Regions from separate parts of the Mus musculus genome. Here regions 1 and 3 are each linked to region 2. The links are chromatin loops, found by intact Hi-C in ENCODE. Cell type or tissue: gastrocnemius. All regions are shown on one strand. Links, peaks and the distances in the headings refer to the core of each region. The heading gives the core; the rest is flanking DNA.

Region 1 (9,856 bases), core at 575-8,574, 240 kb before region 2:
AGTGCGGGTGTGGAGCTGTAGCTGGCGAGGGGCTGGCCTGTCTCTGGGAGCTTGACTGCACACAGCTTGCCTTCAGGAAGCCAAAAGGCGCCCACACTGGCTGTTTGGTTTGGGTGGCATGAACTCGTGTCATGGCAGCACTGAGCCCAATTGTTGAGCTTTCTGTCTCTGTCTGCCCTAGGTCGCTAATCTGTGAAACTCAGTGTTTGCCCTGTTTGGTTGACCTCAGGGAAAAATCAGGCTTCTGGAATCCAGCAAACAGCTTGTTCCGGCGCATCTCTGTGCCAGCAGTTAGGCCTGCCAGGAGAGTCAGCAAGAATCTGACCGGCACAAACGCCACACATTTCCCCCGGCCTCGCCTGCCTGGGTGCGTGCTGAGTCTTGGCTTGGGTGCTCTTGAAACCCATGGCTTCAGATGAGCTCTCTCGTACATATCCTGAGCCTTGAGACTATAACAGTTTGCTTCCTGGCCCATTTCAAATCCTTGATGTGGCTTTCCTCTCAGGTGACGGTCTGGCATCCGGCGTCTTCCTCATCAGATGCCTTTTAAGTGTGTCACAGAACAGGTGAATCAGTGACTGAGGAGTGGATGGTTTTGTTTGGGGACCAAGGGACTCTATCTTAGCTCTGGTGCCCTTGCCTCCCCCAGGGGACAAAGCAGATACTGTAGAGACATCTGTGGCTGCTGTCTTACTGAAATGACATCAGACTGACAAGCGCCATCCTTCGGGCAAAGGCTGTGTGCTCCTCCCCTGTTTTAAGATCCTTCCTGGGAGCTGGAGAGATGGCTCTGCAATTAAGAGCACTGACTGCTCTTCCAAAGGATCCGGGTTCAATTCCCAGCAACTACATGGTGGCTCACAACTGTCAGTAACTCCGGTTCCAGAGGATCTGACACCCTTGTGCCAATGCATATAAAATTAAGTTAAATTCAAAACAAAACAAAACAAAAAATCACATTTGGGTTGTCTGGGAGACCAGGCTGTAACTGCCGTGCTGAGGGAGAGGCAGGGCTGCTGTGAGTTCAAGACCATCCTTAGCTACGTAAGAGAGCCTCTCTCCACTGAAGGAAAGAATGGAGGGAAAACATGTGGAAAAAGCTCTAAAAGTTCCCAGTTTAGGACCAAGCATAACTGAGCTGTATGTGCCTAGCATGTGAGAAGCTCCATTCAAAACCGACATACAAAGCCATTCTAACTCCCTGAAGTGACAGAGGTTGTGGGCATCATGGGATGCCACGATTGCATGCTTGAGAGCACATTAGAGAGCCACTGGGAGCACCTACGCATTGCCCTGGGCATCCCGTCTTAGGCTCCCACAGCTCTGACTTCCTGCCGTGCCGAGGCCCAGGGATTTCTGTTGGTTGGTGGTCTTGCAATCCCTGTAACCTGGACTGTCCTGACGGTGGGTACGAAGTCATCAGGGGGCTGGTGTCCTTCGCTGACCTGGGAGACCGGCCTCCCTAGGGTTTGCCTGGGTTTGTTCTTAGACTTGGCTGAAGGTAAACTGCAGTGTCATCGTGTTCCGAGTCGCTGACTGGAACAGCAGCAGCTGGCTCGCTCACTTGCGCTCAGTCAGACCTGAGGGCCTGGCCCTCCTCCGAACCAAGTCACTGTTAAAAAAAGAAACATTACTAGCAGACTGTCCTGTGTCACGGTCTCGGGATGATAAACAGAAAACTGGGGTGGCCCAGGCAGGGAGTGGAGCTCTGTAATGAAGCCTGTCTTCAATCAGCAGTCAAGAGTGACCGTGATGTTACAGTCAGGAGCTCCGTTGTTAGCATCACCCTCGGTGCTGCTGAGTCCAGAAGAAAGTCATCGCAGGGAGGCTTTCCTGAGGGGAGAGAAGGAAGCTTGCAGTGAAGCTTGTAGGTGGCCAGAAGCAGGGAGTGGAAGGACTTACCAGGAACCAGGACACCCAAGGACTTGTAGTTGGTGGGGTGTTCTTCAAGTGTCCACCAGGTGGCGCTGTAGGAAAGGGTGGGGTCTGCTGCCTTGAGCTTGCTGCCGGTTCCCAGAGCTAACTCTTGGCATGGCCTTCTTTTTGTTTGTTTTGTTTTGTTTTGATTTTTCGAGACAGGGTTTCTCTGTGTAGCCCTGACTGTCGTGGAACTCACTCTGTAGACCAGACTAGCCTCGAACTCAGAAACCCGCCTGCCTCTGCCTTTGCCTTTGCCTCTGCCTCTGCCTCCCGAGTGCTGGGATTAAAGGCGTGTGCCACCACGCCCGGCTGGGCATGGCCTTCTTTAGAGGCTCAGATAATGGCAGTGGTAAGTTGTTTTGTCTTCATTTTCAAATCAGGCCTTTGACCACATTAGTTAGTCACTTACTATGACAGGAAGGCGGCCGTGCACACCTTGCCCGGTGCTCACGGGGCTCATGGCGGGAGGATGCGCCTCTGTTGTGTTTAAGCAGTGGGATTTAGAGCCGTGACTGTTCAGACTCGGGTGTTTGCTTTAGAAGAATACTTCTGGTAAACTCTTTGTTTTGTCTTTGTTTTTCTGGGGCAGAGCCCTCTTTGTAGTCCTCACTGACCTGGGACACGCTCTGGAACTGACTCTGTAGACCAAGCTGGCCTGGAACTCACAGAGATCTGCCTGCCTCTGCCTCCTAAGGGCTGGGGTCAGGCGTGCGCCACCTCACACGCTGTATTTCTGTTTTACAGCACAGGTTCTCTCTCCCCTCTCATCTGTATATATACATCTTCTTCCTAGGTCCTACGGCTCTGTTGGCTCACGAAGTAGGTTTTGGATGCAAGGTCACAACACACCCACTGGCTAAGGACAAAATGATGAATGGCAGTGAGTATATCCCTCCCTCCCTGTGCTTCCCTATATGACAGAATCCTAGCCAAGTGGAGGGCTCCTGGCTCTGCACGCACTTCTCAGCGGCGCCAGCCCAGCCTCAGCCTGGCCACCAGAACCCTGACTCGACAGCGGGGAGGGTTGTGAAGTGCTAGTTTAGGTAGTGTTTTTACCGAATCCGTGACAGCAGTTTCAGCAAATGCCTTTTGCCCACAGTGCACAGTGCTGCAGACCTTTGGCAATGTCTTCAGTGGGCGGCCAGCTTGCTTGGTGATGCGTTTCCTTCCTATCAGCTAGGCATTTGAGTTTTATTAACCCTCTGAAAGCAATTTCTCTTTCTGGTGAAGTGAGCAGACAGGGTAGGAGGGCTGACGCGAGGCTGGATGCCCCTCCCCTTGCGCTTTCCTCCTTGCGCTTGTCAGTAAGGCCCGTGACGTGTCCTCTGTGACTCTAAAGCTCCGCTGTAGCCTTTCCAGGTAGTTTGTTATTCAGATCTAGTTAGGCCATTCTGCAGCCTGCTTTTGTGTTTGAGATGGGCCCTCACTGTGTTGCACAGGTAGCTTTGACCTGGACTGAAGCCATCCTCCTGCCTCAGCCTAAATGGGCGTGCAGGTGTGTGCCATATGAGGCTGCACCTTCTCACCTCAACCTCGTCATTACCTTTTTAGCTTTGGCAGGTTGACTTCACTGCTAGTTGGATTTCCTGTGTCTTGCTTGTTTCTTTGGCTCCTGGGTGTGGGCTGTGGTTGGTTTCTGCTTCTTTGCCTATGTGAACCCATGCTGTCGAGAAACTTCCTTAAGTTGCTATTTAATTTTCAGTTATGTGTGTGCATGAGGAGGTGTGCACAGAAGCCAGGAGAGGATGTTCTGTCCCCTGTGAGCCGAGTTACAGGCAGTGGTGAGCTGTCTGGCGCGAGTGCTGGGAATGGAACCCGGGTCCTCTGGCAATAGCGGGACATGCTCTAACCACTGAGCCATCTCTCCAGCCCTGAGAACATTCTTAAATACATACCTGGGCATAACTAGAGCTCCCTTTTTGAAGTAAAATAGTGTACACGCAGTTTTTAAAAGTTCGTACCTTTTTGTTTTAGAGGCTAAGATTCAGCAGTAGAGTGTGTGTTTGGTGTGCAGCGACACATGGAGTTGCTCTGTGACTGCACTTTCGCGTGTTCTTAGCTTTGTCCCAAGTGTTGTTTCCCTGAAAGCCTGTTGCTCTGTTTCAGTTATTAGAGGGAGACTGACTGTCAAACTGGGTGAAACCGCTCTGTTATGAGCTCTGGCTCTTGGGAGTTGAGTTTGTGTGAGCCTCAGGAAGTGAGGTCAGGGTAGGAAGGATGGCACGAACTCAGGCTGCGCTGTGCACCGTGTGCGCCATGTGTACCATGCGCACAAGGGGACAAAGCACATGCTGGTCCTGTGTCACCTGAGCTTCTGAAACACGGGTACTGAGGGCACACAGTGGGACCTCATAGCCTACACAGTGCCCAGCTTACCTGGAGCCTACGGTGTCTTGGCAAGGCAAGGAACCCGGCTCCCCTCCCCTCCTCTCTGTAATGAAGGCTCTCCCTCCCCTACATCATTGCCAGGGTCAGTAAGTCCTGGTTTTAGGACACTCTTTGTCCATTGTACCCTTTGAAAGCAGTCTGAGGGACAGTAGCCATCCTCCACGTGACTCTTGTAGGCGAGGTTCTTCTGGGGGCTCCGTAACACTTGGCTTGGGCTCCCCCTGCCCATGGCAGCAGCAGTAGTCCTCAGAAGTGTGTTGGATGAGTGAGTACTCAGGCAGCAAGGCCTGAGGGCAGGCTGAGGAGGCGCGTGCTCAGAGGCTGACTGCCTTCTCTTGAGGGATCAAGGGCCAAGGACTTGGGCTCTCTGGGCTTTGGGTCTCTATGGAAACTGCTCTGCAATGGTGTTCCCTGATTGTCATAGACAGGCCTAAGTAGTGAGTGCCTTTCTCTGAAGAGATTCTTTCATGTCTGCAAATCTATCCTGACCGCCAAATCCTCTTCCTTCCCCCAGGCTCCACAGCAGCCCCGGCTGCATTGGTACACTTTGTGAGGCTGTTCCTCACTGTGGCCACTAGGTGGGGGCCGTGGACAAGTGGTAACCCTGTTTGAGACCTTTAAACTTCCTGGTTAAGGCCGAGGCTGGGTTTCTAGTATTTGATTTAAAAGGTCTTGTCCTGGTTTAGCCATCAGAAAGTAGGGCTGGGTGAACCGAGACGTCCCTTCCAGTGGCGGTCTCTGTTTTCTTTACCGTCCTGTAAGTGGGAAGGTTCTGGTATGTTCTGTCTGGTCAGCAGATGCAGATGGAGTTTTGAATGAGATAGAGAGGCAGGCTCCTCCTGGTGTGGCTGCCCCGCTTGGAGGAGAAACGCGCTTCTGAGGGCTCTCAGTGAACTCTGGATGTCCTGGGTTCTTCATTTCGGGCAGAAACAGGGTACATGAAGCTGTGCCCAAGCATCTCAGGTTGGGGCCATGCTGGTGGTTCCCACAGGGCTGCATGTGGAGCTCCTGATCATCCTTGGTGTCCGCCCTCACGTCCGCACGTGACCCTGCTCCTGCAGGAGTCCTTGCCTGGAGGCCTCCCGTACTCTGGCCGCCCTCCCTTCCCAACATCCATCTCTTCCCTAAAGTTCTGTCTCCGACCAGCCCTTCCACTCCCTGCCTCTGTGCCAAGGCCCAAGCCCAGATATCCTGGGCAGAGGGTCTCCTACAGGGACCTGAGAGAGTGAGGTCCTCCACACAGTGCCCTCGGTGCGGAGGGAGACAGAGCTGGCCAGGGTGAGATGCTGGTGCAGAGCCCTTCTTCAACAGTAGAGAGACTGCCTGGGGGACTGAGTCAGGAACTTTGGACGAAACCTGCTTCCGTGTTCTGGTCAGAGACCGAGAACAGAAGAGACCCCAAGCACTTTGAATAGCAGATGATATAAGAAAGCAAAGGGTCCCAGCTGCTGCGGGTGCTGGAGGGGACAGGCAGCAGGCCCCAGCTGTGGCCCCAGCAGGCCTGCTTCAGGACCACACTAGATTGGCCCAAGGGCCGGATGCTGGGAACACGGCTAGGCTCCCGGAAAGCAACTCTGGCCTGTGGGGTGAGGGTGTGAGATGAGTAAGGCCCCAGAGGGCAGGCGGGTGCTTGGAGCCTGGGTCCTGTCGTACGAGACAGAAAGTGGGGGAGACGTGGGGAGTCTTGGTGGAGCCCACCACATTGTTTCAGAGGAACAGGGAGAGGCAGAGGAAGAGACCTCATGTGCTGGTCTTGTGTGGTCTGGGACTGCAGAGGACCAGGCAGTCTCTGTCCTCACCGCTGCCCTGCCTCTGCCACAGCAGCCCTGTGGCAAACAAAGTAGGCAGTGGAGAAGTCCATCACCAGTGCCCACAGAGCTCTCCCACGTGCGCTGTTGGTCCCTTCCAGCCACCCTTGCAGTCACTTTACCATCGTCCCCACAGTACCCGGTAGTCTGGAGGGCAGAGGAGACAGACCTCGGGAATGGCGGCAGCAGTGTGTGTAGAGTGACTGTCTGCTCCCTGTAGGTCACTACAGCTACTCAGAGAGCCGCGTGGAGAAGGACGGCCTGATCCTCACCAGCCGCGGGCCGGGGACCAGCTTTGAGTTTGCACTAGCCATTGTGGAGGCACTCGTGGGGAAAGACATGGCCAACCAAGTGAAGGCACCGCTTGTTCTCAAAGACTAGAGCCCAAGCCCTGGGCCCCACGCTTGAGCAGGCATTGGAAGCCCACTGGTGTGTCCAGAGCCCAGGGAACCTCAGCAGTAGTATGTGAAGCAGCCGCCACACGGGGCTCTCATCCCGGGTCTGTATGTTTCTGAACCTTGCTAGTAGAATAAACAGTTTACCAAGCTCCTGCCAGCTACCTTTGTGTCTGGGGTCTTTTGTGGCTGGCTACATTTGCAGGTGGTTGCTGTTGGTGCAGCTGCAGACTGACGGAGCAGCTCGGCCCCTCCTGCTGCGGAGACGGACGGCCTCTGATGGCGGGCGCTTCCTGGGCTCCTCAGGCGCTCTGAGAGTCACTGGGCTCTCACTGAGGAGTAAAATGTGCTGGGGCTGGGCCTCATCTGCCCTGACCATGTAGCCCAGGCTAGGCTGGTCAGTGGACAAGGCTCAGCTTGGGTATTCTCTTTCTCTGCTGGGATAGCCACGAAGGAACTTAAAGATGGAGTACTGGCAGCCATCTTGTCACTGTGAAGAAAGAACACACCTGCAGTCCTCAGGAGGGACCTGGCAGCTCCTGTCAAGAAAGCAAAGCTGGAAACTGCACATTGTTTTGAGACGGGGACTCACTATGTAGCTCTGGAACTAAGTATGTAGAGCAAGCTGGCCTCACACAGCAGAGGCGCGCCTGCCTCTGCCTCTTGAGCACTGGGGATAAGTGCACACCGTAATAAACACTAGTAAAAATAATACAGAGGGCTGGGCAGTGGTGTGCTCACCTTTAATCCCAGCACTTGAGAGGCAGAGGCAGGTGGATTTCTGAGTTCGAGGACAGCCAGGGCTACACAGAGAAACCCTGTCTTGAAAAAGAAAGAAGAAAAAAAAAACCAAAAAAATAATACAGAGGCTGCTGAGGGAGAAACAACGGGGACTTCATTGATGTGGTGGTAGTGGTGGGCAGCCTGAGGACTGTGTTTACTGTGGGGGTTGGGGCTGTGGCGGGCACTGCTTTGACCCTAGTACTAGGAAGGCTGAGGCAGGAGGATTGTCCACAAGTTCAGCTCTCTCACAGTGAGCTCAGAGACGGCCTGGGCTACAGCAGGACTTTTCATTCAGTCCCTCTTCCACCGAGTAATGTGTGCCAGGTCCGGGGAGTCAGTCTGTGGGCTCAAGGCACACTCGTGTCCTATGGTAAAACATGGAGTTTCCTGCCTGCTAGCACAAGACTCCTGATGAGGGTCTCCGGGAAATCTGAGAACGAATAGGCTGGTCTCTGATAAGAGGCCTCAAGCAAACCTGAAAGAAAAAGCACAAAGGCCAAGCAGCCGCTGGCTAGGGGTAATGGAGGAGCAGGGAGGCGTGGCATGAGAAGGAGCCGGTGAATGGAGGCTGGAGAGGTGACCAAAGCTAGCCAAGGAGCAGGTGGCGGGGGCCCAGTTGCCAGCCTCACCATTGGAGCAAGCAGCACCCCTGGCCAGCTAAGGCAGGGTTAATGACAATGGAGAGTGCTCAGGCCTGGAAGGCAGCCGGAAGCTGCTCACATTTCAGCAGGTAGAGGAGATGGCAGAGACAGGGTGAATTTGGGGTTCAGCTTGAATTTGAGGTACCTATAAATATACTTCATATGGTCATGAAAACCAAAGGCCAGGGGTGGTGGCTGACATCTGGAACTGCAGGTCTGAGGTTGAGACCAGCCTGGGTCACATGGTTCCAGGCCAGCCTGAGCTAGAGACCCTTGTCTCTGGACACATTATCCCGACAGTCACAAACTATTCTCTGTAAGTAATTTACTGTTGGTGATGACTGTCCTCAGACTCCAAATCCCGAGTAGCACCCCTGGCTCTCCATGGTTTCCTGGAATGCCATCTATAGCGGGAGAGATGTGTGCTCCTGTCCCACCCTGGAGCAGCAGGAGGTGATTGGACAGCCAACCCTGAAAGTGGTATCGATCTGCACATCTGGAGTGTGGAGCGGGCTCCTCCAGGAAGCTAGCTCATCACACCCTCAGCTCTGGCCAATTGTGGCCTGCTGGCTCTGGGGTTTTAAGAGTCTAGCCCCTGGGGTGTGGAGTGGACTCTTCCAGGAAGCTAGCTCATCAAACCCTCAGCTCTGACCAGTTGTGGCCTGCTGGCTCTGGGGTTGATAAGAGTCTAGCCCCTGGGCTACTCTGTAGTGTTAGTCCAGCTTGCTTCTCTCCAACAGGTGGCTGGGGACCTGGAACTGAGGGGGTGGGGGAGGGTTGGGTGTGGCCTGTCAGTGGGCTGCCTCTTTCTCAGTCTGGAGTGGCTCAGACTGTCTGTTCGATCCTTTTTTTTTTTTTTGTAAAACTTTGTTCACCTCAGAGTGCTATAGCGCAGCCACCCCAATGCCCCAAGCCTGTGCTGCTCCTACCAAATCCAATCCTGACCCTTGCCCAGAGCTCAGCTCCCGTGACTGAAACAAGATCATCTTCATGGGGCCAGGCACTCAGAGCGTTAAGCCAGCTGCAGGAGTGGCTTTCCTCAGCTGAGTTCCGAGCCAGCTCTGTGGGCTGCTGGGGGGGGAGGGGGATGGGAGGTGTGGGGGAGTAGGTGGGGGTGGCAGGATGGTAGGGACCATTGGGTGCAAAGTGGTATCCCACAAGAGGAAGACTCAGCACTTCTGTACCTAGCACCTAAGGGTGGGGGCCCTTCCGTTGGGAGTGGCCTTGGTACCTGCAGTTTCCTCCTATTGGTTTTGTAAAGACAGCTCACAGTGCTCCTGCGTCAGCCTGAGTGCTGGACATCCTTACCCCCAATACACAAAGCCCGGGTTTGATCCCTAGTACCACAAAGCAAACAAGCCAACGAGAGTTGTACACGCATCCAACTCCAACGTTGGGCACGGGAGGTAGGAGAATCAGACTTCAAGATCACTTTTAGCTACATATCAAAAACGAGGCCAGCCTGGATCCCATGAAACCGAGTCTCAAAAGGTGACAGAAAAGCTCAGAGAGCCGGGCTCTGCCCGTGAGTGATACAGGTACCGGCTCCATCCGACAGGTCAGCCTGTCTGGCAACCAGACAGAGAGCCATCCACTGTGAAAAGAAAACCTTGATTTAGAAGTCATGACTCCATCTGTCCTCTGTCATGGTGTGTTACAAAAGCCACAGGATGTAGCAAAACACATTTCTTTTTTTTTTTCTTTTTTCTTTTTTTTTTTTATTCTTTTTTTTCCATTTTTTATTAGGTATTTAGCTCATTTACATTTCCAATGCTATACCAAAAGTCCCCCATACCCACCCACCCCCACTCCCCTACCCACCCACTCCCCCTTTTTGGCCCTGGCATTGGACACGCAAAACACATTTCTTAAAGCATTTAGTGTGTGGCCAACTGTGTCATCCTGGAGGCTGGTCCCTTGG
Region 2 (9,856 bases), core at 1,334-9,333:
ACATCAGAGGTCGATTGGGCTGCATAGCCTCTTAACTGTAAGTGTCCCCCACATCCTCGGTGCTGTGCCTCTCCCCCCCCCCACGCCCCCAGCCTGAGAATCATGGAGAGCCTGGCTGCAGGCCTGTGCTGTGGAATTCTCACCAACCACATGACACAAAGCCCATCCCCCACCTAGGGGGTCTGACCTCTCCTCAGAGCCCCTACCATGCTGTCTGTCTGTCCACCTGTGGAATTAATAACTCCTCCAGTAATCTGCTCTCCAAAAAGGCAATCAGTCCACCTCAGGGGCTTCCTTGAGCTCCAAGCCCCTAGCCTTTCAATGGCCATGGTGCATGTCTTCCTGTGGGAGAGGAGTCTTGGCACTAAGTTACCTACACCTATCAGCAGGGGGCGCTCACCAGAGGCCTCCAGGACCCGGGACCAAAATAACCTTCTGTTCTTTAAAAACTCACTCACTCTTAGGAATCCTGTTATAGCAACGCAACAACAAAATTCTATGAAATTCGAGAATCACTGACCTGAGAGGTCACCTGGCATTGGCCAGCCACACAGTACACGAGAAAATCAAATACAAGGTCACGGGTTTTGACACGAAGAAACTGAGGGTGTCTGAAGCATCAGTGGGTAGTTTCTGACGCTGTCAATCAGTCCCTGTCATGCAAATGTCAGTAGTGCATACTGAGAGCTAGGTCTTTGTCAAGCATCCTAGAGTTGTTTAGTGTTCAAGGACAAAGAAGCAGTGACAGGTGACAGCTGTAAATAAGTTCACGATTCCATAGGACAGACAAGCAGGTCTGAGGACACCTGTGAGGGTTGCAGGAGGGGAGCAAGTATTGAGGAGGGGTAGGACTCCAGTGCAGCCAGGAAAGGGGTGGAGGAGGTGTGCAAGGGGGAGGTGTGCAGGGGGAGGTGTGCAAGGGGGAGGTGTGCAGGGAGAGGTGTGCAAGGGGGAGGTGTGCAGGGGGAGGTGTGCAAGGGGGAGGTGTGCAAGGAGGAGGTGTGCAGGGAGAGGTGTGCAAGGGGGAGGTGTGCAGGGAGAGGTGTGCTGTGGGAAGCCACATGTGCCGTTGCAGAGTGGCACTGACTACTGCTGGCCACCACGCATAAGATTGGACAAACAACCAATGTGTACATATGCAGTAAAGTTTTTTGCAAAGACACTGCCTGGCCCAGGCATGATAATGAGGTTCTGTAAGGTACTGGGAGTATAACCAATCAGATGTGAGACATGCAAATGAGGTATGATAATGAGGTTCTGTAAGGTACTGAGAGAGAGTAGCCAATCAGATGAGGAACATGCAAATGAGGCTTAGTGCATAACCAATCCGGGTGTGAGACACGCCCCTCCTAGGCCTATAAAAGCAGCACCAGTTCTGGGCTCGAAGTCTTTTCGCCTCTACAATCAAGCTCTCCCAATAAACGTGTGCAGAAGGATCCTATTGCAGCGTCGTTCTTCCTGGCCAGTCGAGCGTGCGCAAGAGTGTGCAAGGGGAGGTGTGCAAGGGGGAGGTGTGCAGGGGGAGGTGTGCAAGGGGGAGGTATGCAGGGAGAGGTGTGCAGGAGGGGTGTGCAAGGGGAGGTGTGCAGGGGGAAGTGTGTAGGGGTGTATGTATAAGTGTGCTCCTACTACAAGCACCAAGCCCCTTTACCTGCTGAGCCATCTTGCCAGCTCCACCTTTCTGCCTCAGACAGGCTCTCCTGTTGAACTTACCACTGTGATTTTCTGGCTGGCAGTGAGTCCCCAGAGATCCACCTGTCTGGGGTTGTAATTCCTCAGTCCTGGGATTACTAGCATGTGCAGCCATGCCCAGATTCTTGTGGGCTCTGGAGATTTGAACTTGGGTCCTCATGTGTATGCTGCAACTGCTTTTTTTTTTTTTAAATGTATGTATAGCTATGGGAAGACTCATTCTCAGAGCTGAATGGCGAGGAGTCAGAGACATGCAGCTGAGGTACAGAGTGGAAGGCCTTACTCCTCCTGACATGAAGACCTACCTACCCCAGAGACATGCACACAGGAGACTGCGAAGGCGACATGAACCCCAACACTTAGGAATTGTATCCATGACAGAAATGGCCTCTCGGAACAATGCAGAGGGAAAATCATCTCTGTAAGCAGCACCCAGCCAAGTGGACACAGGGGCAGACACTTACCCCACGCCAAGAATGAAAGCCCATCCTACGTGAAGGGCATATAAAAGTTAAGCCGGACAATGACATTGTTAGAAGATGACACAGAAGATGTTCACGACCTCCAGGGAAGGGGCAATTTCTTAGCCAGGACCCCAGGGCAATTCCATAGACAACACCCATTGATACTTGATTGAAGTTACAACCTTGCAAAGGACTCTATCCAACACACACATGAACACTATAAATCATTAAGACGGGCACGTGGGCAGCAGAAAGATGGACAGAGGCCTGAGCGGGCATGCTGCAGAAGAGAAACTAAAATGACTTAAATGTGAGGTGCTGAAGCCCTGTAGTCACCTGGACATGTAATCAGGACGTTTGTTTCCTGTCTGTCCATCTCCCCAACAGGAAAGACCTCAAACAGTGGTGAATGAGCGGGCAGACAGTCCTCATTGCCTGCCTTCAAGAGTGCGGATAAGTACAGCCTTTGGGCAGACATGAAAGAAGATGTCTGCTCCAAACTGCAGCTCTTGAACATGTACCCTGCAGGATGCTCCAGTGTGTACCTGTGCGGGGTTATAATGCCCTCAGTAGGGTTGCATCCAGTGAGCCTGCAGACCAGATATCTGAGCAAATATCCCGAGGCACGCTTGTGGAATGGAATATTTGGTATGGAAAATGAATTTGAGCAGTGTGCAGTGTAGATGCAGATAACCTTCAAGAATTAAAACAATGAGGCCAGGCAGTGGTGGTGCATGCCTTTAATCCCAGCACTTAAGAGGCAGAGGCAAGCTAGCCTGATCTACATACTGAGTTCCAAGCCAGCTAAAATGACATAGTGATGCCCCCTCTTTTATTTAGAGGAAACATTTTTTTTAAAGATTTATATGAGTACACTGTAGCTGTCTTCAGACACACCAGAAGAGGGCACTGGATCCCATTACAGATGGTTGTGAACCACCATATGGTTGCTGGGATTTGAACTCAGTACCTCTGGAAGAGCAGCCAGTGATCTGAGCCACTGAGCCCTAACCACCTCTCCAGCCCTGAAACCCTCTATCAAAAAGTGAAAAAAAAAATCATGAATTAGAAAAATTATTACCTTTATTTACTTATTTAGAGTGTGCGCCGCCATTATGTAAGTGCTACAGTGTGTGGAGGACAGAGGACATGTGAGAATCGGTTCTGTCCTCCCGTCACGTGCGCTCTGGGGAGCAAGCGGGGGTCCTCGAGCCTGGCAGCAAGGGCCCTCACTCTTTGAACCATTTCGCTAGCCCAAACAATCACAAATTCTAATTCATAACAATCACTAAGAGAAAAGATGGAGTAATTTGAATTTTTCGTGTTTTTTTTTTTTTAATTGGTTATGTGCTTAGAGGTTTGCGGAGTTGATTCAGAATTGTAACCAGCAAGTCAATCAAGCCATCTGAAAGCAGACATCTGGCAGGGTGGTCTCGAACACTGGCCAGGACCCCTCGCTATCCTGCAGCCAATAAGGTTCTCCTGAAGCCGCGGGACAAGAGCGTGCAGCTGGCTGCCTGCTTCCCTTCCCAGTACCACAGTGCACCAGTACCCAGGTCCCCAGGGTGTGAGGCTGTCACTAATTTTGTTGACCTCCCCCACAACTCTGCCTCCCAGTCCCAGATGCTCCTCAGATCATTCGAAACAAGAGCAAAGAACCCACACCACGGGCTGAGGTGTGTGGGTCACCGTGTGTGGCTGCACAGCACTGTAGAAGGGCATTTCTCCACATCCCTCCATTCCATCTTCAAACTCCCACTCCAACCCAGTCTGTTGGCATCCTCTCTTACCCACAGAAAGATCAACGCAGTGGCTAGCCTAAGATCGACTGTTCTTGCAAAAGACCTGAGTTCAGTTCCCAGCACCCATTTCTGGCAACTCGCAAAGTCCTGTAACTCCAGCTCTGGGGATCTAGCGCCCTCCTGTGGACTCCAAGGCTACCTTCACACAGATACACATTCACACACAAGACACATACGCATAACTTAAAAATAAAATCAAGGGATTAGAGATGCCTCAATGGTGAAGAGTTCATGTTGCTCTTTCAGAGATGAACTCAAGTTCAAGTCCCAGCACCCACACAGTAGCTTAGAACGACCTGCAACTCCAGGTCAAGGGGCCCAATGTCATCTTCTGACCTCTGTGGGTACCAGGTACCCACATTGTGAATACCTATATATACCTGCAGGCCGAGCATTCATATGCATAAAATAAGAAAATTTTTGAATTTTCAAATAAATAAATAAATAAATAAATATCGTTGAGAGAGAGAGAGAACGTGTGGTCTGAGAAAACCCTAAGTGGCTCCGTGCTTTGCAGGAAAAAGCATGTTTAAGAAGGACGGGTAATTTTTATTATTTATTTTTATTTTTTTAAGCCTCAGAGCCAAGGTGCCACTTGCAGACCACAGCTGCCCCCGCGAAGGTGGGGCTCTGGCGCCACCTAGTGGGAACGCGGAGTACCTGTTCCCACTGCCTGGCTCCTCTGGGTCTTGTTCCTGCTAACGTTGCCATCCTGGTCTTCAGACAGAGATAGCCGCTGGGAGTCATGTGTGACGTTATGCGGGAACTCCCGATCGCGTGTAGGTCCCCATGAGCTCTGCGAGATTCTGAGATTTGACACTGATAGCCTGGTCTCCTGGAGTGTCCCAGGTAGACACCCTGCCTGGCCCTGAAGCCAGTGTCCCTGGGTCTCTCTTACAAGCTCCGTGTGACTTCTGGCCTGATGGACAGTCCTTCTCCCACTGAGGCTGGGAGGAATCACGACACTGCATAGAGTCATGGTTCCCTTGCCTAATTTAGCCCTGATCTCCTGTGAGTTACTGTGTAGACAGGAGTGAATATACACAGAAAGAGACAGAAATAAAAGGAAGCAAAATTGCTTTCTTCTGTTCCTGGAAGGGTTAAAGAAATAAAAAGGAAGTTTCTAGATTTGGAAAGTAAAAGGAGGGCAGAGGAATTTTTGAAATTTCTTTCTTTCTTTTTTTTTTTTTTTTTCTTTCTCTCAACAATGCCTAGATTTTTAAGCCCTTTCTCCTGCTGGAAAATCCTAGTGTGACAATGAGAAACTGGATACCAATCTTTGTCTTCTGCACAATCCTCCGTGAGGCACCTGCTGCCGCCCCACCCCCACCCCCATTCCCTCTTCTGGACGGAGGTTCTAGCTTCCCTGCAATTACATGTGACCATGTCTCCAGGACCAAGTCCTGGATGTGAAAAGGGTCCCACCCATAGGGGAAGGTAGCATTTCCACAAGACTTCAGGGAGGGCCTCCACGGCCAAGGAAAGCCCTGGCTCAGTTGGTAGAGTGTTTGCCTAACACGCATGAGGCTCTGGGTTCAAACCCCAGCACTGTGTAAACCAGCCCTGATGGCAAACACCCTTAATCCCAGCACTTGGGAAGTAGAGGCAAGAGGAAGATCAGGGGTTCAAGGCCACTTAGTCACGAAGTGAATTCTAGGCCAGTCTGGCTACATGTGACCTGTTTCTCAAACAGGTTTCCAAAGCTAGGGTAAAAGTGCATCCCAAATTCCTAGACTGGAGAAACAGAAGCAGGAGGCTTGCTGTGACATTCTCTTGTTTGCTGACTGATGTGGAGGGCTCAGCCCACTGCGGGTGGGATCATCTCTAGGCAGGAGGGCCTGGGATGTAGAAGCTGTGGGAGCAAGCTGTGGGGCGGGTCCCTAACAGTGCTCCTCCATGACCCGTGCTTCAGGTCCTGCCTTTGGGTTCCTGCCTTGGCTTTCCTCCATGATGCACAGTCACCGCACAGGAACATGTAAGTCAGGGGACCCTTCCCTCTCTCAGCTGCTTTTGGCCATGGTGATTCTCACAGCAACAGAAGAGCAAGCTAGGACATGTCTCTGCCTGTCCTTGGCCACTTCTACCCTCAAAGTTGTCTCCTCCCATCTAGGCCAGGCCTCGACCTCCTGTCCGACCCGTCCCCACACCCACCCCTGACCTTCTCAGTTTCCCACCAAGAGCCTCATGGTCTTTGCAGAATAGGAATATAGCTTGTTTCACAGTGCCTGCCCCCACCCATGAACCCTCTCTGGCTTCTCCCTGCTCTTAGACAATGGCAACAGGTGGTGTAGCTCAGTGACATTGTTCAACATAGCCTTCAAGAGGGTCCAGGGTCCAAGCCCAGCACACACACAAACACACAAACACACACATACACAATCACACTACTTAAGCCAGCATGGTAGCATAAACCTATAGAGTTCAAGGTCAGCTTAGGTAGTATAACGAGACCTCATTAAAAGAAGGAAAGGGGGGGTGGGGGATGGAAAGATAGAGGAGTGGAGGGAGGGACAGATGGAGGGGGAGAGATGGAAGGAAGGATGGATGAGGGAGAGAGGTGGAAGAAGGAGGGATGGAGGAAGGGAGAGATGGAGGAGGGAGAGATGGAGGGGGGAGAGATGGAGGGAGGAGAGATGGAGGGAGGAGAGATGGAGGAGGGAGGAAATGACAGGAGTCCTGCCTCCAGCTGCCACTGCAGCCCCTCCTCTCCGACACCTGGGCCTCTGTGCAGCCTCTCCCATCACAAGGCCTCTCAAGCTCTGTGCTCACTGGGCTCTTCCCTGCCCACAGATCTGCCACCTGTGGGCAGATCAACCCTTTGTTGAGAACGTCCTCAGCCTTACGTTGTCTTCGAAGTATCATTTCTTCAACATGTCCTCACCTCAACCCCCACGGCCATGCATCTCCCTCTGGAGCAACCGTGTGGCTGCTCAGCACAGGCCTGTAGTTGTCTGGATCATGTCAGGTCCCCAGGGCGTCTGCACTCACTCCTCTTCCCTGTGCCCAGTGTCACTTCTCTTCAAGATGTCAGTAGAGCTGACCCTTTACCTCCGCGTATTTCTCTAAATATCATTGCCTCCTCAACTCAAACTTGCAGCATCTCTGCCTCTCTCAGCCCCACGCTCCTCCCTCAGCCCCACGCCCCTCCCTCAGCCCCACGCTCCTCCCTCAGCCCCACGCCCCTCCCTCAGCCCCACGCCCCTCCCTCAGCCCCACGCTCCTCCCTCAGCCCCACGCCCCTCCCTCAGCCTCACGCCCCTCCCTCAGCCCCACGCTCCTCCCTCAGCCCCATGCTCCTCCCTCAGCCCTACACCCCTCCCTCAGCCCCACACCCCCTATCTACCTGCTTTCTTGTTTGCTGGAGTTGCTGGAGATCGTAAATATTGATTATCAACCCCATGGCATCTGGTCTCTCCTAAGAAGCATCACCGTGTTTACCTGGCCGCTTCATTAAGTATGTAAGACCCACACTGAATGTGGGCTGCACCATCCCATGGCTGGGGGCCTGGACTGCATGCAAAGGAGCCTTCATCTCTCTCTCTCTCTGCTTCCAGATCGTGGGTGTGGTGTGGGTAGCGCCTCACCCTCCCGCCCCTACGCTGTTCTCTAGAACGAGAGGCCAGAATAAGCCCTCTCCCTGGAGTTGTTTCTTGTGTTTGTGTTTAGTCACAGCCAACATAGGTGTCCTCTTCCCTTACAAAAATGTTGCTAGGCAAGTAAAGACTGCATGCCTGCACACATGTATGCCCTGTGCAGAAGCTGAACTAAGACTCTCAGTGACATGCAACTACACAGTCAACTTCAGCCACAGTCACTGGTGGGCAGCAGAGTCCCGGGAGAGTCACCATAATCTCTCTACCTTAGCAGTTTCATCTGAAATTGTATGTATTCTGAGGGAGTTGTGTGTTCTGACACACCATTGGCATGCTTTACTGTGAATATGCGCAGTGGTGGGTGTGTGTCACAGATGCTATGGGGAGGATCAGAGGGCACATTACTGGAGTTGAATCTGTCCTTCCACCTTTAGTGGGTTCCAGGGACTGAATTCAGATCTCCAGACTTGCTTGGCAAGGCTTGTTACCACTGAGTCATCTCTCCAGCACCTACGTATTTATTTTATTTATCCTATTTAATGTGTATATTCCTCTCTAGCCTGTCAACCCTGAGGTCGGAAAGGTTTCCCCCTCTCTTCCTTACATCAAGGGGTCTAGAATAAAGCCTGGCATAGCCCGGCCACCTGATGGATCTGTGGCCAGAATAATGAGTGTAATACTTTGGGGGATTGGTTTAGTGCAATGGGCACAATTTTAGGGGGTACGTGTTTATCTATAAACATATGCACGGCTATTTACTTAGAATTGAAGACACAAAAATGTATGTATTTCCTTTAAAATGAGAATGAGGAAGAACAGTCACGGGCCCCGGCAAGTGCTTTTATAATACATTCATGACCATGGAAAAACAAACATAAACTATTATATGTCTGTCTTTCTTTTTTCGCTCAGGTTTTTTTGTTTTGTTCTGTTTTTGGAACTGGTCCCACAAAGTCATACTGCCTCCCACTCCTGCATTCTGCCTATAGACCCCGGTTGTCCCCAAAGGTGCGATGGCACAGCCAACCGGCTGCTTTAAGGATGCTCTGCGGGACCTAGCGGCGGGATGCAGCCGTGACGTCACGGCCCCGCCCCACGGGGTGATGCTGCAGCTGCCGCGGCGGGGCCGGGGGCGCCGGGCTAGGACGGAGCTGTACCCCGAAGAACCAGGAACCCAGCCTGGGAAAGGGATGCCTCCCGTCTGGACGTACAGGTACCGGGCGTTTCCTCCTGCGCCCTCTGCCCAGCTCCGCGGCTTGGCGCCGGGAGCAATGCTGCTTAGGCCCCAGGATGATACTAGTGCCCAGGCTGGGGGCTCTAGGCAGGCATGGAGACCTTTGTTCTTCTTGGATGTTTAGTGAATTAAGCTGAGAATGGAACCTCCGGGGGCGCAGCAACCGCAGGCCTAGAGGGAGAAGCAGTCTGGTAAAATTTGCACCCAGCGTCTGCTCTGTTTATTGAGCCCCAGGCCTGTTCCCGGCCACCTGGGCAGGTGTCATCAGCTTCCGGTTCACCTCCTCCCTGAGGCTGAGTCCTCTGGATGGTCAGGGGCCTTTGTAAAACATCTCCTGGGATGTCTGGGTTATGGGGAACAGCACCCTGTCATTACCTCTGTCCTGAGTCATATCGCTGAGGGTGTCATGCTAAAGCTGACACTAGAGGCGGGCAAACCTCCCCTTCATTCTCTTCTGGATAATAACCTCTCACGACCCCTGGAGTCGTTAGAACGTTTGTTTTCCTGTTCTTAGGGGGAGGAGAGTCAGGTGCTGATGAAACAAAGTCAGAGTGCTTCTAGTCGGGACTTTGGAGGCAAGTTAGCCCTGAGTAAGGAGTCAAAGTCCCGGAGATGTAGCAGAACTGGGCCCCGATTCAGTGCTCCATCCCCTTAAGAGGTTTGAACTAACAGCTCTGAGAATCTGTAGGAGGTGAAAGAGAACTGACCCTAAGGCAACCCCATGGGTGGAAAGCCCCCTCCCCCCGTTTTTTGTTTGTTTGTTTGTTTCATTTCGTTTTGTTTTGTTTAACAGAAAAGAGAAAAGAAAATGGGTTGATTCCAAGTGAGATACATTTTTTTAAGTATTCAGGTTATTGCATGTTTCTTTTTTGTTAATCAAGTGCTGTTGAAACAGCCCATAACAGGTTAGGGATGGCTCAGTGGATAAAGAAATTGCTGCCCAAGCAAGGGGACCTGAATTTGAATCCCCATGTCCCATTTAAAGCCACCAGTAGTGGTATCGTGTACCTGCAATCCTGGCAGCCCTAGGGCTGGATAGGAAGCAGAGATGGAAATCTCTTGAAGCTCCTG
Region 3 (9,856 bases), core at 1,073-9,072, 310 kb before region 2:
AAGACAGGGTTTCTCTGTATAGCCCCGGCTGTCCTGGAACTCACTTTGTAGACCAGGCTGGCCTCGAACTAAGAAATCTGCCTACCTCTGCCTTCCAAGTGCTGGGATTAAAGGTGTGCGACACCACGCCCGTCTTCTCTCTCTTTTTTTAAAGATGTATTTAATGTATATGAGTGCACTGTAGCTGTCTTCAGACACACCAGAAGAGGGCATCGGATCCCATTACAGATGGTTGTGAGCCACCATGTGGTTGCTGGGAATTGAACTCAGGACCTCTGGAAGAGCAGCCTGTGCTCTTAACCACTGAGCCATCTCTCCAACCCCTCTACATAAGTTTTTACTCATTTACTTTTACTTTATGTGTATGTTTGTGAGACTGCTTGAGTTTATGTACACCACGTGTGTATGAGGAGGCTGTGGAGGCCAGAAGAGGGTGTCGGATCCCCTTGGATCTGGAGTCAAGTGTGCTGTGAGCCCAGCTCCTCTGCAAGAGCAACCAGTGCTCCTAACAACTGAGCCATCTCACCACCTTCCTAAGCTGCTATTTTTAATGGGATTTTTTTCCCATTCATATCATTGTGTTGTGCTTGATTTAGAAAGACCAAGGTTTCTAAATGTTTGTTGTTCCTATCAAAACATTTAAACGACATTTTAATTAATTTTAGCGTGTGTGTGTTGGGGGGGGGGCGGGGTGAATACCACAGTGTGCATATGGATTTCAGGGGACAGCTTGCAGGAGTTGTGGGTTCCGGGGGACCTGACTCAGCTTGTCAAGTACCCAGGTACCCACGGATGTCTCGCTGGGTGACAGGTACCCATGGAGCCCTTTGAATGACCCTTTGCTGTGTCAAGACAGTGTCACTGTGCAGGCCTGGCCCACCCTGGAACTGACTGTGTAGATCAGCTGGGCGAGGCTCACTGTTGCCTGCACACCTTAGATGTTGTGATGACTGATCAGATGCTAACACACACACCTCTGGCAGGTTTGCATGTAGAGAAATGTGTTTAAATCAGGCCTACAGTGACAATGTTCTTGTTTTAAGACAAGATTTTTTTTTAACTACACTGCTTTTGTGTTTGTGTGTGTGTGTGTTCATGTGTGTGAGCATGTGCACATGAATGTCATGGTACAAATGTGGAGGCCAAGGGACAATTTGCAGGAGTTAGTTCCCTCCTCCTGTGTGGGTCCTGGGGATCAAACTCAGGTTCTCGGTAGCCCAGGCTGGCCTCTAACTTACTGGGTAGCCGAGGAGTCACCCTGAGCTTCTCCTCCAAGCGCAGGGCTCCCAGTTCTCCACCACACCTGATTCTAATGCAGTGCTGATCTTCGCACAGGTGAGGCCAGCACAAAGGCAATGAGCTATGTGTCATCCCCAGCCCTGTGTTGACTGTGTGTGGGCAGTGAGCCTCGCCCCTTTCTATCCCTTAGAAGTGACAGGGAAGAAGTGAGTCAGAGTTGACCACAGGGCAGGAAGCTCAGGATAGACCGTATCAGAAAGTGAAGGCTTCAGGGATGCAATGCCTGTTACAATCACTAACTGGTCAATCATCGTTAATTCAAAGGTAACCACCATCTGACACGGTTAAAACTGGGAAACAGCTCTTGCAAAGGAGAGACAAGAGTTTGTATTGTCCAATCTGTTTCATTTGCAAAAATCACTAGTTTGCTTAAGAATTTCAGATCTGAGGGACTGGAGAGGTGGCTCTGCAGTTGAAAAGCACTGGCTGCTCTTGTAGAGGACCAGGGTTTGGCTCCCAGCATCCACACAGCAACACATCCACTGCCTGATACTCTAGCTCCGGGGTGGGGTGGGGGGATCTGATGCCCTCTTCTGGCCTGCATGGGCACCAGCACACGGGTGCATGTGTACACACGCAAAGAGACGCATAAAATAAAACTTTAAAAAAAAAATAATTTCAGAAGCAATTAGATTAACATGGCAGTAAGTAGACTGCTCCCTCTACTTTCCAGGCCTGCCTGTACCCCACGGAAGTTGGAACATATTGGAATAACTGCACCCATGGCTGTCAAGGACTACCTGGGCCTCTGGACTAACATGGCAGGAATTGTAACTTCTTCCTCAGCTTTCTCAACGGCAGTTTTATTTATGCATTTCCTTTCTTCAGTCTGTTTTGGTAAATTATGCTTTTCCTAGAAGATTGTAATAGGTTTTCACCAGCGCGATAGGCCAGATCAGATCACCGTAAAAGTAAATAGGTGCACGTTTATTGGGCGCAGCTCCTGGGTGGGTTCGCAGGTCCCAGAGAACAGAGCCAGGGAAACCACGAGCCCAGGCTAAGGCCAGGGGGTTTATAGATCTCGGGCGATGATGTATCAGCCAGGAGCCGGAACTGTGCCCAAATATAGTCAAAAGCTGATCGCTTACACGGGTGGGCTGGCAGATTGCATCAGCTGCTGGAAATGCGGAACTGAGATTTGGGGGCCTTTTGGGGGGGGGTATCCGAGACAGGGTTTCTCTGTGCAGCCCTGGCTGTCCTGGAACTCACTCTGGAGACCAGGTTGGCCTCGAACTCAGAAATTCACCTGCCTCTGCCTCCCAAGTGCTGGGACTAAAGGCGTGCGCCACCACACCCGCCTTTGGGGCCCTTCTTTTGTTCAGAGTTTTTCAGTGTGCGAGGGTTTGGGCGGAGATTAGACGGGGCTCCCCAGGCCACGCAGGGGTGAGCAGTGGACTCCAAGCTCCAACCAAACAGCTTGATCATTTTTTTCCTAGCAGGAATCTCTTCCTAGAAATCGTGTGTGTATGTGTGTGTGTGTGTGTGTGTGTGTGTGTGTGTGTGTGTGTTTATGTGTATGTGTTTACATGTATATGTGTATGTAGAGGTGCCTGTGGAGGACAGAGGACAAACTTGAGTGTCGTTCTGCCCTCCACGTTGATTCCTTGAGATGAATTCTCTTTCTGGCTAGGCTGGCTGGCCGTCAAGCGCCATGGAGCCAACTGCTCTCCATCTCCCCGTGCTAGAATTGCGTCTGCGCAGTAGGTCACCCAGCCTCTTGACGTTGGCTCTGGGCTCGAACTGGAGTTCTCCGGCCATCATTTTTCCACAGTGAGCATCTCACCAACGGAGTCTTCATCTAACCATTGTTCCTGGGTTTTTGAGACACAGTCTGGACACATAGTTCGGGCTAGCTTAGAACTCAATGCTGAGACCAGGTTGGCGTCAAACTTGGAACAGTCCTCCTGCCTTAGCCTCGGGAATGCTAGGGTTATAAGCACATACCAGCAGGCTTGGCTCTAGCAATTTCTTGGAACATGGTGAGATTTCAGGCTACATTAACTACATGGAGCTTGGATCTGAAACAGCCCGTGGGAGTGCCGCCGTGAGATGGGTTCCATCCCCAGGACTGCATACACCCTGTGTGGTGGAGGCAGGAGGATCAGGAGTTCAGAATTAGGCTGATCTACATAATGAGCCTGGGTTACATGAGACCATCTCTCAAAAACCAAACAAAGCCACGTGTCATGCATGCTTTAGAATGGTCTTAGTTACTTAAATTGCTGTCTCTAATTTTCATTCTCTGCCCAAGACCATGTTTTCTTCTGATGGGCTGATTGCACGTGGTTAGGAACTTCCTGGTTCCGTCTAATTGAGACCAAGTTAACATCTGAGGGTATAGACCCTGGCCAACAGTGTGATCTCCTTAGTCCCCAGAAGATGACCATCATTTTCCCTTCTTGTCTGCAAGAAGACAGGTGATAATTAAATGACTCCTGGCACCTCTTCATCCTGGAGTCTCCCTGGTCCCAGGTAGCCACCCACACAATGGTGGTGTCTACCGCCCTCTTGTGGCGGAGGGAGTTTTTGTTCTTTCCAGTTTCTCATCTGACAAAAAGTTCCAACAGCAGGGTGGCAGAAGTGAGTGGGTGAGTGTGGGTGTCAAATATTTACATCTGAGCATCGCGCTAAGTGACATTAGGGGTAAATGCGGAGGAGGATCCAGAGACCCCGGTAAGCTGAACACCTTTAAGCAAGATCCAGGTTGCCAAATGAGGTGGGTTTGGCCAAATGCTGCTTGTTTTCTAATGTTAATTTGGGTCCCCAAAACTGCAAGTAGTGTCTGTAAGTAGCTTCTGGGAACCTGCCCCCAATGGAATCTGACTGTTAAATAAAAATGCCAACAGCCAAGCTGGGGAGGACAGACAGAGGTCGGGTATTTTTAATTTCCTGGGGCTTGGGACAGACGGAGAAGGGTAGCTACCATGTGAAGGAGCCGGGAGAGTGTGGCCAGAGAGGATTGCCCAGCTGGGTCCAGGGCAGCGAAGAGAGAACAGAGATTATTGGCACGTGGAGGTTAGGCAGTGGCCCAGCTATTGAGCTACTTAAGGCCTATCAAAATATAAAGGCTGTGTGGGGGGAGGGGGAGGAATGTCTTTCTTTGGGGAACATATATCATTGAGGCGGGTGGTGAGCCTGCCACTGGGACTTATTAATTAATTATTTAATTCAACAGCCAAACAACCAGAGACCTGTTTCAGCGTGTTGAAGAGCCCAGATGCAGATCTCAACAGAGAGTTACCCACGTGTCATCTGTCATCGGAGATGCTCTGTACAGATATGCCCAAAACAAATATGGTGCTCACGACTGAAGACCGGGCTTTTCTGGTTTTGTGATTTGAGAGACTTTGGGATCCTAGAATGAAGGTCTTCTGGTATTTATATTGGAATATGGTTTTTTGTTGCTTTTGCTACTGTTCAAGTTTTACGACTTGTTTTCATTTATGTATGCATTTGTGTAGAAAGCATACCAAGTGTATGCAGATGCCTGCAGTAGCCAGAAGAGGGCGTCAGATCCCTGGAGCTGGAGTTACAGGTGAGCCACCAAGCATGGGTGCTTGGTTCCTCTGCAAGAGCACTATGCACTCTCGACTGCGGTTCTAGTGGATATATTTTTTAAATCATCATCATCAAAGCTGGGCAGTGGCGGCGCACGCCTTTAATCCCAGCACTCGGGAGGCAGAGGCAGGCGGATTTCTGAGTTCGAGGCCAGCCTGGTCTACAGAGTGAGTTCCAGGATAGCCAGGTCTATACAGAGAAACCCTGTCTCGAAAACAAACAAACAAACAAACATCATCATCGTCAACATCATCATTATTATTTAGTAGTGGTGTTACGGTATTTTTGACTACATGCGTCTCTGAACCACATTGTGCAGTCCCCAGGCAGGCCACAAGAGGGCATCAGATCCCTTGGAACTAGAGACCTATGAGCCACCATGTAGATCAGCCCTTTTCAACCTGTGGGTCGTGACTGTACAGCCCTTTCACAGGGTCGCCTAAGATTCTCAGAAAACACAGATATTCACATAACGATTCATAACAGTATCAAAATTACAGTTGTGAAATAGCCACAAAAGTTATTTTATGGTTGAGGGTCACCATGACATGAGGGACTAAAGAGTCCCAGCATGAGGGAGATTGCGAACCGCTGATACAGATGCTGGGAACTGAAGGCGAGCCCTCAGTCAGAGCACCAAGTGCTTGTACTCAGTAAGCGACCTCTCCAGCCCCGGAAAGGAGACCATGTGACTGCTGAGAGCAGAGCCCACGCCCTCAGCCAAAGCAGCAAGTGTTCTCAACAGCTGAACTGTCCTCCAGTCTCTACTGTAAACTTTTATTATGTGCGGTTTTTAGAGATCTCCTTTAGGAGGGTGTGGGAACGCAGCCCCCACTACCACAGATTACGCAGTTAATTTCCCACGTGTGGGGGGGATCTCGGGGGTCAGCACATCCGAGGGCAGCGGAGGAGCCTCACACCGGGAAACCACCTTGTGGTCATGGTGTGCCCCCTGCTGGGTGACTACGGATAAGCTTGCCCGACATATACAGTAAAGACATGTGCGTGTGATTCGTGTTTAACTCTGTTCACCCCAGAAGAATTCTGATTACTGCTATTTATTACTTAGTCTTAAATTCATACAGCATGCAGTATTTTTTTTTAATTAAAGCACAGAAAAACAGTTTAAAGAAAAATCTAGTGGGCTGATAGTGAAGCCCAACTGCTGAGCACCTTGGCGAGAGCCTGGTGCACAGCTCAAACTCAACTCTAGGTGTTGCTGTGGAGGGCTTTTCCACAGTGCTTATCCTTATTTTTATTATTATTATTATTATTATTATTATTATTATTATTATATTATTATTATTATTATTACTTATTCACTTTGCATTCTGCTCACTGCCCCATCCTTGTCATCCCCTCCCAATTTTTCTCCCCTCCCTCTCCCTCCTTCCCCTCTCCTCTGGGAAGGTGGGGGTCTCCCTAGGTATCCCCCCACCTGGCATATCAAGTTTCTGCAGGGCTAGGCACATCTTCTCCTACAGAGGCCAGACAGGGCAGCCCAGCTAGAAGAACATATCCCACAGACAGGCAACAGCTTTAGGATAGCCCTCGTACCAGTTGTTCGGGACCCACCCACATAACCCAAGCTGAACATCTGCTACCTATGTGTGGGGAGGCCTAGGTTCAGCCCATGTATGCTCTTTGGTTAGTGGTTCAGTCTCTGAGAGCCCTAAGGGTTAGTTGACTCTGTTGGCCTTCCTGAGGAGTTCCAATCCCTATTCCCTTAGAGGCTGCAATCCTTTCTCCTCTTCTTTCATAAGAGTCGCCAAGCTCCACCCACTGTTTGGCTGTGGGTCTCTGCATCAGTCTAAGTCAGCTGCTGGGTGGAGCCTCTCAGGAGAGCCTTTCCTAGACTCCTGTCTGAAAGCATAACAGAGCATCACTAATAGTGTCAGGGATCGGTGCTTGCTCATGGGATGGGTCTGAAGTTGGGGCCAGTTATTGGTTGGCTATTCCCTTCAGTCTCTGCCCCATCTTTGTCCCTGCATTTCTTGTAGACAGGATACATTTGGGGTCAAAAGTTTTGTGGGTAGGTTGGTGTTCCTACCAATCCATTGAGGTTCCTGCCTGGCTATAAGAGGTACCCTCTTCCAGTTCTATATCCCTCATGCTGTGAGCCACAACTAAGGCCACCCCCATTGATTCTTGGATACCTACTTAATAACCCCAGGTCTCTGTCTCTTCCTGGAGATGCCCCCACCCCTGTCAGTTGCAGAATTCCATTCATTCTCCTGGCTATCTGACCATCTCTCCAGTCCCTCCCCAAACTTGATCCCGAACACCCCCATTCCCATCCCCTCTACCACCCAGTCCCCTCCCTCCATCTGCCTCCTATGACTATTTTATTCCCCCTTCTAGGTGAGAGTCAAGCTTCCTCACTGGGCCTTCCTTCTTGTTTAGCTTCTTAGGGTCTGTGGAATGTAGCGTGGGTATCCTGTACTTTATGGCTAATCTCCACTTATCAGTGAGTACATACCATGCTTGTGCTTAGGGGACTGGGCAGGGAGATGCAAGTCAAAACAACTCTGAGATTCCATCCTACACCAGTCAGAATGGCTGAGATCAAAAACTCAAGTGATACATGCTGGTGAGGATGTGGACCAAGGGGACACTCCTCTATTGCTGATGGAGTGCGAACTTGTACAAACACTTCGGAAATCATTTGGCAGTTTTACAGAAAACTTGGAATATTTCTACTTTAAGATCCAGCTATACCACTCCTGGGCGTATACCCAAAAGATGCCCCGCCATCTCACAAAGACACTTGCTCCACCATGTTCATAGTAGCTTTATTTGTAATTGAAGTGGAAATCTAAGGGTTCTTTGGAAAGTCAGTTGGATGGTGTTTAGCTGAAGCAGACGCAGGAGAGAGGATGTTCTACTAAAGCAAGCATGTGAAAGGACACGTGATGAAGGATTCTTTGCTAACAACACGCAGGTGTTGGTCTACCTTTCGTTGCATAGTTGAGCTGCATTTGTCGGAACTCCATAGACAGAAATGCACCAAAAAACTTCTGGTAGTGTGCTGCAGTTTCTTGCTGCTTCCCCAGACTCCAGCTGATGGGCAGAGGATGTCAGCTGAGACAGTGCTTGTGCTGAGGCAAGACGTGTGAAGGGCACGTGATGTTTGGAGGGAGTGTAAACAGGACTCGACAGTGACAGAGGCTGAGCCAGGCTTGCTTATAGAGTTAGCTGTGCAACACTTGTGGGTCTCCAGTCTTCCCTGATCTTTGCTTCCCTGATTGAGGCACAGCCAAGAACTTTTTCTGGCTTTCCTCCAGGTCTCTCCTGATGACTCGTGCCAAGGCTGAGGCCTGGCTGTCTCTGCTAGGTAGTGCCACAGCTGCTGATTCATGCTTGCTATCCCAACTCTTGTTCTTGAATTGGTTCTAACGCTTCTTGTGTTAATTCAGCTCCCAAAATTACATGGGAACCCGAATGTCTACCTGTAAAACTCTGGGAATTCCTGCCCTCAGTTGGCTTTGATTGGTAAATAAAGTTGCCGGCGGCTAATGGCTGGGCGGGGAGACAGAGGCAGGACTATTTAGGTTCCCTGGCAAGGAACACAGGGGAGGAAGAATAGTCACCATGCCAAGAAAGGAATAAGATGCAGGCTTGAGAGCTGCAGAAGGCAGTACCAGCCAGGGAAGTCGGCCCCAGTACACACACACACACACACACACACACACACACACACACACACCATTGGGTCTAGGGTAGCAAAGATGGAATATAGATTTTAGTAATAACTCAGGGGTGTCAGAGGGGAGGCATTAGCAATGTGGAAGTTTGGGAGTGGCCCAGCCATTACAATGTTTAAGACATATTAAAATAGAAGGGTGTGTGTGTGTGTGTGTGTGTGTGTGTGTGTGTGTGTGTGTTTTATTAGAGAATCCAGAGCACCAGGAGCAGGTGGTGAGGTGTGCCGCTGCAGGGGAGATTAGAGCAGATTAATCAACTACCGATACACAATGCTACCAAACTGGACTATTGGTGTATCTATGAAGTGTTTGCGAGTGGATCAAGCTGCTGCTGCTGACCTGTGAACTGAACTGCCGATTTCCAGACAACACAGATGGGAGCTGTTCCAAAGAACCATTTCTAAACAGGTCCACTTCCACCATATCCTTTCTTTCCCACTACCTCTGGTGGGAGATGGGCTACAAGGGAGGCTAAAGCGTTTGAGAACCATCATTAAAAATAGGGCCTGGGAGTCTGCCACTAGCAGCCTTCACATGAAGATGTAGAACTCTCAGCTCTGCCTACATCGTGCCTGTCTAGATGGGTGCCCTACTCCCACCTTGATGATGAGGGACTGACCTCTGAACCTTGGTAAACAGAACCTGGAGGAGCTACTGACAATCATCTCAAGTGGATTGATGAGAAGAGACTCTACCAGACCCGTCAGGCTGGCCGGATTCTCAGAAAAGGAGGCATGGGCTTCTGTGACCTTTTACACTCTGTCAGGATCTTTCAATGCCAGTACCATGGGATGATCACCAAGAACAGCAGCAGCAATGGAGTGGATCAACCTGAGTTTAGAGTGCTACAGAGGGCAGAGCTGGAGAAGTGACACCAGCCCTTTGGAGGAGCCCAGAAGATCATGTGTGGATCCCAGACATTGAAACAGGAAGTTGTAACTTTGAAGTTGCCTTGGAGACCCCAAGACTTTGGAGATGCCAGAGCCAGGAGCTATCTGCTAAGGAAACCTGTTAACAGAGTGGAACCGGCCCAGGAGACAGAAGTTTGTTGCCGACAACAAAGGTGAAAAAAATAGTTGGAGATTTGAAAACTGCTTTAATATCAGACAGAGAGATGCAGAGTTTGTAGTTTGCCCAGTTGGTTTGGTTTCCTGTCTTGCTTTGGGGATTACAATTTAGTGACTGGATAGATCTCATAAGAAACTTTGAAATTTTAACATTGTTGATACTACTATAGATTATGGGGACTTGGGAAGTTGGACTAAATGTACTTTTTTAGTATGGTATGTTTAGGT

The links. Hi-C counts contacts between places; a loop is a spot of excess contacts. Peaks named below come from ENCODE experiments on the same cell type or tissue, not always from the same donor. Only the 100,000 strongest peaks of a DNase experiment are listed, where the experiment ranks them.
Region 1: it touches region 2 in a loop (7-fold over the local background); 38 of 42 quality-filtered maps call a loop at or near these places.
Region 3: a loop joins it to region 2, with 14 times the contacts of the local background. A loop is called at or near these places in 20 of 42 quality-filtered maps.

Annotation. Positions count from the first base shown.
Region 1 is chr4:150,893,952-150,903,807 of GRCm38, reverse strand. Park7 (Parkinson disease (autosomal recessive, early onset) 7) reads left to right here. Exons shown (of 7, transcript NM_020569.3): 6 at 2,714-2,800; 7 at 6,337-6,675. The coding sequence ends at 6,497. Among named protein-coding and RNA genes, the nearest start is that of Park7, 11 kb to the left of the region's middle. In gastrocnemius, for the core only: CTCF peaks have their summits at 1,950 (motif pointing right) and 4,879 (motif pointing right); DNase peaks (open chromatin) are centred at 1,958, 4,900 and 5,440; H3K4me3 peaks cover 4,711 bases; H3K27ac peaks cover 6,432 bases.
Region 2 is chr4:150,650,935-150,660,790 of GRCm38, reverse strand. Slc45a1 (solute carrier family 45, member 1) reads left to right here and starts at 8,617. Exons shown (of 9, transcript NM_173774.3): 1 at 8,617-8,764. In gastrocnemius, for the core only: CTCF peaks have their summits at 4,066 (motif pointing left) and 4,603 (motif pointing left); DNase peaks (open chromatin) are centred at 4,031, 4,599 and 8,655.
Region 3 is chr4:150,960,703-150,970,558 of GRCm38, reverse strand. Gm23405 (a small nuclear RNA gene) reads right to left here and starts at 5,824; the gene lies at 5,666-5,824. Gm30120 (a long non-coding RNA gene) reads left to right here. Exons shown (of 4, transcript XR_390979.2): 3 at 1,973-2,136; 4 at 2,930-4,972. In gastrocnemius, for the core only: CTCF peaks have their summits at 3,811 (motif pointing left), 5,191 (motif pointing right) and 5,817 (motif pointing left); DNase peaks (open chromatin) are centred at 3,808, 5,192, 5,776 and 8,135; H3K4me3 peaks cover 596 bases; H3K27ac peaks cover 343 bases.